2 separate regions of the Homo sapiens genome follow, and region 1 is linked to region 2. Evidence: chromatin contacts called from ENCODE Hi-C or POLR2A ChIA-PET data. All regions are on one chromosome and are shown on one strand. The core of a region is the stretch at or near the end of the contact, and the rest is flanking DNA. Distances in the headings are between cores, read along the strand shown. Region 1 holds the start of PLEKHA5 (pleckstrin homology domain containing A5). Region 2 has its middle 99 kb from the start of PLEKHA5.

Region 1 (4,518 bases), core at 1,958-4,457, 99 kb after region 2:
TAATGGTTAAAAAATGCTAATGGATCATCTGAGTCTCCAGCAAGTCTTAATCTTTTCGCTGGTGGATCTTGCCTCAATGTTGTTGAAGGCTGCTGACCAGTCAGGCTAGTGTTGATGCAGGTAAGAGCAGTTGTTGCAGTTTCTTAAAGACAATAGAGAAGTTTGCTGCATCGATTGACCCTTCCTTCCATGAAGGATTTCTCTGTAGCATGTGATACTGTTTGACAGCATTTTACACACAGTATAATTTCTTTCAAAATTGGAATCTATCCTTTCAAACCCTGCCACTACTTTATCAACTAAGTTTATATTATATTCTAAACTATTTGTTGTCATTTCAACAATATTTACAGTATCTTCACCAGGAATAGATTCCCTCTCAAGAAATCACTTTCTTTGCTCATCCATAAGAAGCAACTCCTCATCCCTTCAAATTTTACCATGAGATTGTGGCATTTCAGCCCCATCTTCAGGCTCTATCTCTAATTCTAGTTCTCTTGCTATTTCCATATTTCTAGTTACTGCCTCCACTGAAGTCTTGAACCCCTCAAACTCATCCATGAGGGTTGGAATCAACTTCTTCCAAACTCTTGATAATGTTGATCTTTTGGCTTCCTTCCTTAAGTCACAAATGTCCTTGATGGCATCTAGAATTATGAATTTTTTCAATTTACTTTTTCCAGATCCATCCAAGGACCCCCTATCTCTGGCAGCTATAGCCTTATGAAATGTACTTTCTACATAATAAGACTTGAAAGTCACAATGACTCCTTGATCCATGAACTGTGGAATGCATGTTGGGTTAGCCAACATGAAAACAACACTAATCTCTTGTATGTCTCCAGGAGAACTCTTGGGTAAACAGGTACACTGTCAATGAACAGAAATATTTTGAAAGGAATCACTTTTTCTTTTCTTTTTTTTTTTTTTTTTTTGAGCAGTAGGTCTCAACAGCAGACTTAAAATGTTCAGTCAGCCATGACAGATGTGCTGTCATCTAGGCTTTGTTGTTCCATTTATAGAGCACAGGAAGAGTATATTTAGCATAATTTTTAAGGGTCTTAGAATTTTTGGAATGGTCAATGAGAATTGGCTTCAACCTAAAATCACCAGCTGCATTATCTCCTAACAAAAAAGTCAGCCTGCCCTTTGAAGCTTTGAAGCCAGGCATTGACTTTTCCTCTCTAGCAGTGAAAGTCCTAGATGGCATCTTCTTTCAATAGTAGGCTGTTTTGTCTACATTGAAAATATGTTTAGTGTATCCACCTTCAATGATCTTGACTAGATTTTCTGGATAACTTGCTGCAGCTTCTACATCATTTGCTGCTTCATCTTGCACTATTATGTTACGGAGATGGTGTTTTTCCTTAAATCCCTGATAGCTTCAACCTTTTCTTCTGCAGCTTCCTCAGCTCTCTCAACCTTCATAAGATTGAAGAGAGTTAGAGCCTTGCTCTGGATTAGGCTTTGGCTAAAGGGAATGTTGTAGCTAGGTTGATCTTCTCCCCAGACCACTAAAATTTTCTCCCTATCTGCAATGAGGCTGTTTTGTTTTCTTATAATTCATGTTTTCACCAGAGTAGCATTTTCAATTTCCTTCAAGAACATTTCCTTTGCATTCCCAACTTGTCTAATTATTTGACACAAGGCCGAGCTTTTGGCCTCTCTTGGCTGTTGATACATCTGAGCTTAATCGTTTCTAGCTTTTCATTTAAAGTAAGGGACATGCAACTCTTCCTTTCACTTGGTCACTTAAAGGGCATTGTAGGGTTACTGGTTGGCCTAATTTCAATATTAGGCCATTATTATTAGACAATTATTAGTGTTTCATTTCAGGGAATATGGAGGCCCAAGATGAAGCAGAGAGACAGAGGAACAGCTGGTTGGTGGAGCAGTCAGAACACACACATTTATTAAGTCCCTGTCTTACATGGGCTCAGTTCATGGTGCCCTCAAAACAATTTCAACAGTAACATCAAAGATCACTGATTACAGATCACTATAACAGGTACAATAATGAAAAAGTTTGAAAGATTGCAAGAATTACCAAAATGTGCCACAGAGACATGTAGTGAGCAAATGCTGTTGAAAAACGGTGCTAGGACTTGCTTAATGCAGAGTTGCCACAAACCTTCAATTTGTAAGATGTGAAAGATCTGCAAACAGCAATAAAGTGAATCGCAGTAAAACAAAGTGGGCTTGTACAGCAAGGAGGTTATACAAATATACTTTTGAAATCCTACAGCCAGTTTGAATCCAGGCTTTGGCAGTTATTACTATGACTGGGCAAACTACTGTGTTTTTAAACTTCATTTTTCCTATCTGTAAAATGGGGATTTTTTATAGATTGTGTGTGTGTGTGTATATATACACACACACACACACATATATATATATACACACATATATATATAGTTGTTGTGAAGATTTAAAAATGTACACCGTCACAAGGACTCCATAAAATAAGCTATTATTGTAATCTATTGGAGACAGGGCAAGTAAAAATCCACACTGATGTTAAGTGAATCTTTAAAAACAAGTACCAGAAAAAGACGAGTTTTTATTTTATAAGATATGACCTAAGGGGCCTAGGAAGAGAAAAAACTTGTTTTGTCAAGTCTAAATCCACTCATATTTCATGGGGCCACGTATCACGTCCAACCTTTGATATCTGGCACACAACAAACAAACAGGAAAGGCCTTTCGTGTGCTTTAATAAAAACAGCTTTCCATTTTAAAACGATAAATATATTGGAAAAATCTGTTGGCTCTCCAACAGCTCTTATAAAACAAAGCTCAGACGCTGTGTTTTTGTTGTTTGAAAGAGAGAAATCAGGGGCTTGGGCATTATTAGGCTCCCTTTGATCGCGCCCTGGGATGGGAAGCCTTCGGGCAAAGCCCTGGGGGCAGGACGCGTTTTTTTTTTTTTTTTTTTTTTTTTTTAATCGATCCCGGAACCTTCGCGCGGCGGAGGGGGCGGGCGCGCCGCAGGGGCCCGAGGGAGGGGTCTGGGGCGCGGCGCCGCTTGCCCATCCCCCGAGCGCGCGGCGGGGCGGCCGGCCGGCGGCCGCCGGGATGCGGAGGGGCGGCGACGGGGGCCGGACCCTGCCGGGGCGGCGGGGCGGGCACCGCCCGAGGGGGTAGGGCGCGCGCGGGGGCGCGCCGGGCCGGGGAGGCGCGCTCGCTCCGCGCTCCCTTCGCTCGCTCGTTCCCTCCTCCCTCGGCAGCCGCGGCGGCAGCAGGAGAAGGCGGCGGCGGCGGCTAGGGATCAGACATGGCGGCGGATCTGAACCTGGAGTGGATCTCCCTGCCCCGGTCCTGGACTTACGGGATCACCAGGGGCGGCCGAGTCTTCTTCATCAAGTAAAGAGCCGGGGACGGCACGGGGGCCCGCGGGGGCGGGAGGGCAGGAGGCGGGCGGCTGGCGACACGGGGGAGAGCCCGGGTCTGTGCTCCTGCAGCCCCTCGGCTCGCCCCCGCGTCCCCTCTCACGCTCCGTGTCTGCCCCTTCTCTCACCCCTGCAGCGAGGAGGCCAAGAGCACCACCTGGCTGCACCCCGTCACCGGCGAGGCGGTGGTCACCGGACACCGGCGGCAGAGCACAGGTAACGCCGGGCCCAAACGGAGTTGGGCTCCGCCTGGAGGAGGCGGCAGAGCCCGGGCCGCCCGGCTCCCCGCAACCTGCCCCGCGCCGCGGGCCCCGGGAGGCGGCGAGGCGGGGCGGAGGCCGGGCGGGAGCGGCCGCAGGTAGAGGGGCCACGGGGACTCCGCCGCCGGGAGTTCTCTCCAGTCTCGGGGCGCCTCTTTCTCCTCAGCCTTTCATCAGCACTTGGAGACGGCGCCCTCTTCCTGCGCCTTCTCCCCCCATCCCAGCCTAGACGACCCTCGCGACCCTAGAGTGGCGACGCTCCCCTCCCTGAAACCTGGAGTCCTGAGTTTTTCCTCCGCGGCCGCTACTCACTCCCCGGTGACCCCCAGCTGCCGTCTTGCCCCCCAGCAATCTTCAGGCAGTCCTTACCCACTCCCCTCCCTGCAGCCCCGGACCCCGATCGCCCGCCGGGATAACGTAACCACATCCTCCCCCTCCTCCCAGGAGCGCTGCCTCCTGCCGTGCAGCTTCCTCCTCCTAGGTGGGACTTGTGGGTAGGTGGCTGATGAAGGAGGAGGAGGAGGAGGAGAGGAGTTCGGGGGTGCTGCGATCCTCTCTGTGACAGGGAACGGCTCGGGAAACGCTTGGCGCGTTCCCTCCTGCCACGGGAGGAGCAGCCGGAGCCGGAGGAGGCGTTCGCAGCCTCAGTTGCTGGCGATCCGGATCTAAAGTCCCCGCCAGCCGCACGGAGGTTGCACAGACTGCCAGGAGGCGGTGGGCGTGCGAGGGGGTGTCCCGTATGGGGGCACCCGGGCCCTGTTTGGAGGGAGTCCGTGGGGAAGCGGCTCTCTCGGGTGGCTTTGGGAGCTTGTTTGAATGCTAAGTGTGAGTGGAGCTGGAAAAGGCTCCTCGTAGTTTCTGTACTGGTC
Region 2 (4,467 bases), core at 957-3,456:
TGGGGGGAGAGAGATTTATTACAAAGAAATGGCTTGCAATTATGGAGTCTGGCAAGTCTAAAATCTGCAGAATGAGCTATCAGGCTGGAGACCCAGGACAGCCAAAGTTCCAGTTCCAATCTGAAGGCAATATATATATATATATATATGTGTGTGTGTGTGTGTATATATATTCTGATAAATATATATGCCTGATATATATTTTATATATATATTATATATATATATAATATATATACATCTCAGATTGCCTTCAGATTGGAACTGGAACATTAGCTCTCCTGGTCTCCAGCCTGATGTCATATATTTTATATCTATCTATCTATATCTATATCTATATCTATATAGATAGATAGATAGAGAGATATATATATATATATGACAGCTAAGGATCACTGGGTGTAACGAAAGCCTTGATATAAAAGTAGTGGCCAAAAAAGAAAAAGGAAAAGTGGATTACCTCTGCTTTCATAACACAAGAAGCAGAAGAAAGTGTCAAAACAAACAAACAAAAAAACCCTCTAGTATCTTCATAGAGAGAAGTTATCACATCAATGAAATAAAAACAGGATGCTTTAAAAAAAAAAGAGAGAGGAAACTTTTTGTTGTTATAAGCATTCTAATATTATTTGACCATTTAAATTATTCCTAGAATAGTTTCATAAGAATAAAATCAAATTAAAGAATAAATTTACTCCAACATAAAAGTTAAAATTCAGTAAATATTTCCAAATTTCTTCTGGCAAGGAACTTCTGCCTTTCTGTTTACCGAGTCTCAGGACAAAAGCCTTCTAATGGCTTTCTCCCCATCTCCACTGTCAGAATAGCAGTTCTCTGTCCCCATCAGGATACCTCAGAGATCCTGGACTTCATATTCAAAAGAACAGATGGGAAGCAGTCACTGTAGACCCTTCATCTTAATTGTCTCAACAGATTTTGGCAGTGTGTTGTTTTCTCTATGATCATTTCTACAGAAGCAAATTCTGTCAATCACCTAGATGTTTTTAGTATGCATAAGGTTGCCATGCCTTTGCCTGTGTCTTATTATCCACAAACATGAGGTCTTTTGATATCACACTTTCATCTATTCAATCATTCGTTCATCCAAACAATAATCCTAAATGAGCTCCTACTATGTACCAGATGCTTACTATTGCATTTTGTAAAATTATTTTTCTGCTATGCATGATTTCCCTACTTAGAGATCAGAGCAAAGAAATCCTGTGCAAATGTTCTGCCCAAAACTCTGGGAGGTGAAACCTCGCAGAGGCTCTCTGCACTTCTGACAGGAGGTCAGCAAGACAAAGGACTGTTTGGGATGCCAAGAACAGAGAGGACCTGAGGCAAAACCACCGGGCAGAATTGTGTGGAAGGCTTTCAAGTTTTCCTGTGCCTTTGCATGTCTACAACATATTTTGAAATCTTTCAGCATAACCAATGTAATATTATATAGATTTTGGTTTCAGTTGTAACCCAAGGTTCGGTTAGGTACCCAGATCACGAACTAAAATCTCAGGAGTAGTCAGCTGGCATTCCAATCAGAAAGCTCACACTTCAGAGACAGTCAATATGAACATACACTTTCTGCTATTCATGTCTCCATCAATATTAGAAGCTTTTCTACTTGGCATAATAAATGTTAAAAATGGGGTGTCATTGTGGAAATTAGTGAACTTCAAGATAACTTGTTCAATGAACAGAATGAGAAAATCCACCCAGATTTATAATCTGTCTCCTTAAGGATAACACCTGAAAACTTCACCCTTAAATGAACCTGTGTCCAATCATTGAGTCAGAAAATTCCTGCTTTCCTGATGCCAACTTATGGGCACAGGATTCTGCTGCCTCTGGCTATTGTTGCATTCAAGTAAATACTTCATGTAAACTTTTCATACAAAGAAGTAGTTGGAGCACCCAAAGAACAGAGAGCTAGGACTTCATTAATCTTACAGAACAGTTAGTATAAATATTTTGGGGTCTGCTCACTATTAAGTATTTTTTTCAGTAAGGTCTGTATTTGTGGCATAATTTTTGGAGAGTGACACTATTTCATGGTTGTTACTACTGTATACTAAAATAATCTAAGGCTGTGCAAAACCAAACTGGTTTAGGTTAACAACAGCCCCCATGGAAGGCACAGAATTAGTTGACGGAATGAAGACCTCTGAAGGAATTTTGTGGTCATGACAAGGGCGTGGTGCTCCATAAGGACCTTGAGTCATACAGCTGGGGATTAGTAAGAACATAAGTATTTCAATGGAAACTACTGGAAAGCAGGGACTAAGTCTGGAAACCACACAGGACAATCTCACAGATGACAGCGTGTACAACTACTGACCATGGCCCGGGTACCTCCTACTTCCCTGGGGCCATGAGGTTAGTTAAATTCAGTGAGGGAAAATGAAGTGAAGGACTGCCAGAAATTGACTAAAATTATGGTTACTTCCATTAGGAAGAATAGAGTCTCTAGAGAGATATCAAATTGGAATTTAAAAAACATTTTAATAATTTTCCTTCCTTACATATCTAAGTCTTGGGTTTTGAGGAATTCATACTCACTATATTCCATGCAAGGAAGAAAAATTCTGTCTCTCTTCATGTTTATCTAAAATACCTTTTATTTTAAGGCTTAACACTAACGGTTACATTTTCTCCTCCAGTAGCTCTTCAGAAGTGACTTCATGAGAATCTTTTTAGTGACCCAAAGTCTGGTCCAACAATCAAGAGAATATTAATGTCTTTTATATTAGTCCATTTTTACACTGCTTTAAAGAACTACCTGAGACTGGGTAATTTATAAAGAAAGGAGGTTTCATTGAATCACAGTTCTGCATGGCTGGGGAGGCCTCAGGAGATTTACAATCTTGGGGGAAGGCAAAGGGGAAGCAAGCACATCTTACATGGCTGCAGGAAGCAGTGGGGGGAACTGCCAAACACTTTTAAACCATCAGATCTCATGAGAACACACTCACTATCATGAGAACGGCATGGGAGAAACTGCCCCTATGATCCAATCACCTCCCACCAGGTCCCTTCCTCTATACCTGGGGATTACAGTTCAAGATGAGATTTGGGTGGGGACACAGAACCAAACCACATCATCCCACCCCTAGTGCCTCCAAAATCTCATGTCCTTCTCACATTTCAAAACACAATGATGCCTTCCCAACAGTCCCCCAGAGTCTTAACTCATTTCAGCATTAATCCAAAAGTGAAAGTCCAAAGTCTCATCGAGGCAAGGGAAGTCCCTTCCACCTATGAGCCTGTAAAATCAAAAGCAAGTTAGCCACTACAAAGATAAAATGGGGATATAGGCATTGGGTAAATGCTCCTATTCCAAATGGGAGAAATCAGCTAAAACCAAGGGGCTAGAGGCCCCATGAAAGTCAGGAACCCAACAGGGCAATCTTTATATCTTAAAGCTCCAAAATAATCTCCTTTTAACTCCATGTCTCACACTCAGGGCATATTGATGCAAGAGATGGGTTCCCAAGGCCTTGGGTAACTCTGTCCCTGTGGTTCTGCAGGGTACAGCCTCTGAGACTGTTTTCATGGGCTGGTGTTGAGTGCTTGTGGCTTTTCCAGGTGCACAGTGCTAGCTGTTAGTAGATCTCCCATTCTGGGGTCTGGAGGATGATGGCCCCTTTCTCACAGATCCACTAGGCAGTGCCCCAGTGGGGACTCTGTGTTGGGTCTCCAACCCCACATTTCCCCTCTGCGTTGCCCTAGTAGAGCTTCTCCATGAGGGCTCCACTCCTGAAACAGACTTCTGCCTGAACTTCCAGGCATTTCCGTACATCCTCTGAAATCTAGATGGAGGCTCCGAAAGCTCAACTCTTGTTTTCTGCATACCCACATACCCAACACCACCTGGAAGCCACCAAGGTTTGGGGTTTGCACACTCTGAAGCAATGACCCAACTGTACCTTGGCCCATTTTAACCACAGCTGGAACTGGAGCAACTGGGACACAGGCCGCCATGTCTCAAGGCCGTACAGAGCAGCAGGGCCCTGGGCCTGGCCCACAAAACCGTTTTTTCCTCCTAGACCACTGGGCTTGTGATGGGAGGGGCTGCCATGAAGATCTCTGAAATGCCCTGGAGACATTTTTCCCATTGTCTTGGCTGTTATCGTTCAGCTTCTCTTTACTTATGCAAATTTCTGCAGCTCGTTGCTTGAATTTCTCCCTAGAAAATGAGTTTTTCTTTTCTACCATATGATCAGGCTGCAAATTTTCCAAACTTTTATGCTCTGCTTCCCTTTTAAACATAAGTTCTAATTCCAGAACATCTCCTTGTGAACACATATGATTTAACGCTTTTAGGAACAGCCAGGTCACATCTTGAATCTCTGCTGTTTAGAAATTTATTCTACCAGATACCCTAAATCATCTCTCTCAAGTTCAAAGTTCCACAGATCTCTAACGCAGGGGCAAAATGCCACTAGTCTCTTTGATAAAGCATAGCAA

The links. A loop is a pair of places that touch in the nucleus more often than their neighbours do. ChIA-PET counts read pairs that join two places held with the same protein, here RNA polymerase II (POLR2A). Pooled maps may share reads with other maps.
Region 1: a map of mammary epithelial cell shows a loop between it and region 2 (5-fold over the local background). The contact joins the promoter of PLEKHA5 here to the enhancer-like site in region 2. A Hi-C loop is called at or near these places in 13 of 168 maps with a recorded cell type or tissue (Caco-2, Calu3, HepG2 and 4 more) and 9 of 50 pooled maps. POLR2A ChIA-PET finds 5 or more read pairs at or near these places in 3 of 52 experiments (K562, MCF 10A and WTC11).

The regions. Positions count from the first base shown.
Region 1 is chr12:19,126,526-19,131,043 of GRCh38, forward strand. PLEKHA5 (pleckstrin homology domain containing A5) reads left to right here and starts at 3,208. Exons shown (of 32, transcript NM_001256470.2): 1 at 3,208-3,363; 2 at 3,526-3,605. The coding sequence starts at 3,275.
Region 2 is chr12:19,028,990-19,033,456 of GRCh38, forward strand. No RefSeq gene overlaps it. Among named protein-coding and RNA genes, the nearest start is that of PLEKHA5, 99 kb to the right of the region's middle. RefSeq lists an enhancer at 1,770-2,969. Within about 2 kb of position 2,207, at least 3 of the 41 ENCODE cell types and tissues checked have a DNase peak (open chromatin) inside an H3K27ac peak, as active enhancers do; they include mammary epithelial cell, where a contact is called at or near this core.